Regions from separate parts of the Homo sapiens genome. Here region 1 is linked to region 2. A link is an interaction called in ENCODE POLR2A ChIA-PET data of the cell type or tissue named here. Cell type or tissue: B cell. All regions are shown on one strand.

Evidence for each region. ChIA-PET counts read pairs that join two places held together with the same protein. Peaks named below come from ENCODE experiments on the same cell type or tissue, not always from the same donor. Only the 100,000 strongest peaks of a DNase experiment are listed, where the experiment ranks them.
Region 1: POLR2A ChIA-PET joins it to region 2 with 5 read pairs; 4 of 35 experiments call an interaction of 5 or more read pairs at or near these places.

Annotation. Positions count from the first base shown.
Region 1 is chr22:40,335,453-40,337,952 of GRCh38, reverse strand. TNRC6B (trinucleotide repeat containing adaptor 6B) reads right to left here. Exons shown (of 23, transcript NM_001162501.2): 23 at 2,145-2,500. Among named protein-coding and RNA genes, the nearest start is that of ADSL, 9.8 kb to the left of the region's middle. In B cell, no CTCF peak of the experiment used is centred here; a DNase peak (open chromatin) is centred at 1,502; H3K27ac peaks cover 898 bases.
Region 2 is chr22:40,765,930-40,768,429 of GRCh38, reverse strand. No RefSeq gene overlaps it. Among named protein-coding and RNA genes, the nearest start is that of MIR4766, 47 kb to the left of the region's middle. In B cell, no CTCF peak of the experiment used is centred here; no DNase peak of the experiment used is centred here; H3K27ac peaks cover 1,133 bases.

The DNA.
Region 1 (2,500 bases), 430 kb after region 2:
ATGCTAAAATTAGTGACTCTGGTGGGGAGCAGTTTTGGGTGAGCATGGGTATGTGTGACTGGGGTGGGCTGGAGGAAGGGTTGAGAAGCCCAGGTTATAGGTGGATTTTCCATGTGGACACTAAACTCACCCAAGGTGATGGAAGGACACATCTCTGGTGAGGAAAACTGGGTCAGACGTTAAGGTCTAAACAATCACCTTTAATTCTACAATATATTACTCCTTAGCCATTTACACATTTTTAAAATAATTCAAATTTAAAACAAAGCCTTTGGTAACAAAGGTCTTTACAGTCTCTGCAGTGATCTGTATTCCTCAATAAGAGCACCTACCTGTGACAGGCAGGCCCTCCGTGTTTTTGAACATCTGGTGCGTCTCTTCTTACCCGTTTTTCAAGGTTTACTTCTTTTGTGGTGACAGACGGGATGGCTCTACCACTTTGTACAACAGGCCTTAAGATCTTTTTCTCAGAAATCCAGGGATTTTTCAGCAGACGCAATTGGGTGTCACTTTATTTTTTTAGACGGAGTCTCGCTTTGTTGCCCAGGCTGAAGTGCAATGGTGCGATCTCACCTAACTGCAATCTCTGCCTCCCGGGTTCAAGTGATTCTCCTGTCTCAGGCTCCCAAGTATCTGGGATTACAGGCACGCACCACCACACTCGGCTAATTTTTGTATTTTTAGTGGAGATGGGTTTTCACCATGTTGGCCTGTCTGGTCTCGAACTCCGGACCTCCAGTGATCTGCCCACCTTGGCCTCCCAAAATACTAGGATTACAGGCATGAGCCACTGCGCCCGGCCTTGGTATAACTTTTGAATCCAATCTGGTCTCCTATTTTGGTTTCACCCGTGACAATGAGTTTCAGTTAACAGAATGCATATACATCACATGCTTAGAATAGTGCTCAGCTTATAGTAAGCACTCAATCAATGCAAACTTCTATTGGCTACTTAAATTATTCTGAGCCGGATGGGCACAGTGGCTCATGCCTGTAATCCCAGCACTTTGGGAGGCTGAGGTGAGCGGATCACCTGAGATCAGGAGTTCGAAACCAGCTTGGCCAACATGGTGAAACCCTGTCTCTACTAAAAATACAAAAATTAGCCGGGTGTGGTGGCGCGTGTCTGTAGTCCCAGCTACTCAGGAGGCTGAGGCAGGAGAATCGCTTGAACCCAGAGGCAGAGGTTGTGGTAAGCTGAGATCACGCCACTGCACTCCAGCCTGGGCGACAGAGTGAGACTCCGTCTCAAAAAAACAAAAACAAAAATAAATAAAAATAAAAATAAAAATAAGAAATTCTGAGCCTCAGCTTCCTAATGATCTTTCTCACAGCATTCTGAGAATAAAATCAGATACAAAAGCATCTGGAAATGAGTAAGTATTAGTTCCTGTCCATTCTTCCTCTTTACCATTCTAGAGGTGTTTCACAATTACATATCTCACAAGTCTCTATTTTAGCAGCTAACCATAAATACATCGGAGATGGGGAAAATCTAGCCTAATGGTTGCGGTTATCATGCTCCTCAGCAGTGTTGCGGCACCCGAAGCAGGGCAGACGGGCACTCAGCATGGCATTTTCTGGACAAAGCTAACTCGCTGGTTATCATCCCTGGGCACTGCAGCAGTGGGATGCAGCAGAACTCTAGGCAGGCCTCTTCTCTCTTCTCGTGTTCTCATTCCAAGTGCAAATTATGATTAAACAAGGCAACAGCCAAAGGTAGAAGGAGAACATTAATTTCTCTTAGAGAATTTGAACCCTGCACTGTGGCAGCAGAACTCTAGGCAGGCCTCTTCTCTCTTCTCGTGTTCTCATTCCAAGTGCAAATTATGATTAAACAAGACAACAGCCAAAGGTAGAAGGAGAACATTAATTTCTCTTAGAGAATTTGAACCCTGCACTGTGGCAGACCATGTTCAGCATTGGGGCAGGCGGTGAGCAGCACAAACCAACCAGCCAACCCAACAACCCTAACAAAAACATGACAAGACAAGGTAGACAGAGTTGCGGCCCAAATTCAAATGTTGAATTTCTGACAGCTTTTACATGTGGAGCAGGGAGAGAAGAATAAGAAAAAATATATAAACATTCAACAAATGAGCAAATTAAACTGGCAGAATAAAACAGGAAACCACAATAGTAAATGCTTAGCAGCCAAACACATTTATTAGTCTTTTTTCTTTTTTTTCCAGGAACCCAAAAATATTTTGTAGTTATAATGTAAGCAACTGAGTTGCACATAATACAATCATATCTTTCCAAAATAAAATAAAATAAAAAAACTAAACAAAAACAAAAATAAGCTGTTTAAAAGCCCAAAAAAAACCCTTCAGAAAACTCTTATATATGCATTACATCATCTCTCAGTTTTAATGAAATGACGACGACTTAATTCCTTATTACTCAACCTGTCACAATCCAATAAAACACCACCCTTTAGTTTTTTTTGTTTTTGATACTTTTTTTTTTTTTTTTGAAATCCAGCATGAGAAATACAGTA
Region 2 (2,500 bases):
CCACTTCAGAGGATGTTTGAGAGCTAATGATGTCAGCCAAATCCCTTTATGACTGTGGAATAGGGAAGATCTGAGTGAAACTTTAGACAGTACCTAGATGTATATAGCAATTTCCCTTTTGAAAGCTTATATACTTTCTCATTTTATAATCCTAATATTTCTGTGAAATAGGTAAGGACAAGTAACAATATCCCCATTTAATTGACAAGGAAATTGAGAGAAAACTCTCAAATGACTTGCCGCTTTGGAAGCAGGACTAGAGTTTTAGTTTCCTGCAATCTACTGTAATGATTAAGAGAATGGGTTCTGGAATTAGACCTAGGTGCAAACTTGCCCTACTCCTTACCAGCTGTGGTAACAAAGCAATTACTGAACTTTTATGAAACTTGATTTCCTCAATTATGAAATGGAGGTTTTTTTTTTTGAGATGGAGTTTCGCCCTTGTTGCCCAGGCTAGAGTGCAATGGCACAATCTCGGCTCACCGCAACCTCCGCCTCCCGGGTTCAAGCAATTCTCCTGCCTCAGTCTCCCGAGTAGCTGGGATTACAGGATGCGCCACCATGCCCAGCTAATTTTGTATTTTTAGTAGAGACAGGGTTTCCCTATGTTGGTCAAGCTGGTCTCAAACTCCCAACCTCAGGTGATCCGCCCACCTTGGCCTCCCAAAGTGCTGGGATTATAGGCGTGAGCCACCACGCCTGGCGAAACGGAGATCTTGATAAACCTACCTCATAGGGGGATTGTGAGGATTAAATGAGATCATACACGTAAGTCGCTTAGCCCGGTACTTGCCACATGAGAAGAGCTAGATAAATGTTAGCAACAACTATTATGATATCATTGTTACTGGTTAGGGATATGGCTATTTGAATAGATGTATCTGTGATTTAGTGGAAGGCACTCTGGATTTTGAGCCAGACCTGGTCCCAGTTTTCATTCTGTCACTTTATTAGCATTTGTGGCTACAGACAGATCACTTGACCTTTTTGAGCTTCCAGGTCTTCATCTGTCAAGTAGAAATGATGACCTCTCAATCTTCCCGTTTGTTTTAATTGTGAACGTTTCTTTTTTGGGAGCCTTCCTTTGTTGTATCTTCTCAAAAAAGGAGCCAAATCCAGTAATTTTATATTTTATTTAGTAGTCAAGTTTCCCAAACACTTATCAGTTAATCAGTAAAACATGAACTGGTTTAATGGCAACATCACTGATTGAGCTAGTGACTCACCTTGGCTCTTTTGAAAAGCTAAAGAATGGTGACTTGAGGAGCCAAATGCCACACACCTAAGGAGAGCCCTTCTCTGGGCAAGTGAATTAATTACTTGCCTGGCAGTGTGGAATGTCACCAGAATACCCAACATACACAAAGCCTCATTTGTAGGATATTCATGAGAATAGCACTAAAAGTGGCTGATTGAGGCCAGGCACCAGGGCTCACGCCTGTAATCCCAACACTTTGGGAGGCGAAGGCAGGAGGATCACTTGAGTCCAGGACTTCGAGACCAGCCTGGGCAACATAGTAAGACCCCGTCTCAATTACTTAAAAAAAAAAAAAAATCAGCTGGGCACCACGGCTCATGCCTGTTGTCCTAGCTTCTTGGGAGGCTGAGGTAAGAGGATCGCTTGAGCCCAGGAGGCGGAGGTTGCAGTGAACCATGGTCGCACCACAGCACTCCAGCCTGGGTGACAGAGCAAGAACCTATACCCCGCACCCCCCACCCACCACAAAAAAGTGGCTGATTGAGACCCTGATTGTTTTGTTTTGTTTTGCCTTCATAGGAGCAGTGGGAGGGCTTTTATTACTATATAAATTGAAGGTTAGTGCTGATCTTTCTGGGATATACTTGTTGCCCCTGAAAAGTGTATTCAGTGGGCTTAATGAGCAAGAAAAAAAGTTTTCTAGGGGCTAAGTGGAGAAGAAGGAAAGCTACTATTTAAAGACAGAGTGAAAAAGAAATTAGGAGTTGGTATGAGAGTCAAGGAAAGGGAGAGACCAGTGCCTACCACAACACTCAAAAGAGATGTTCAAAAAATGTGTGGCAAGTACATACTGGACAGTGAACTGTGGGACCCAGCAAATGGATTCAGTCTGTAATGACATTGAAAAGGAAGGAGAACTCTGTTTGAAACTAGTTACAGAGCATGAGAGTGGGTACTGAAACTTCTATACAAGAAATTGAATGCCCACTAAATGCTAGTCACAATTAATTTACATACATCTTTTGTTTTTTTCTTTGAGACAGAGTCTCGCTCTGTCACACAGGCTGGAGTGCAGTGGTGCGATCTCGGCTCACTGCAAGCTCCGCCTCCCGGGTTCAAGCCATTCTCCTGCCTCAGCCTTCTGAGTAGCTGGGACTACAGGTGCCCACCACCACGCCCGGCTAATTTATTTCTATTTTTAGTAGAGATGGGGCTTCACCATGTTAGCCAGTCTCGAACTCCTGGTCTCGAACATCATGGTCTCGAACTCCTGACTTCATGATTCGCCCGCCTCGGCCTCCC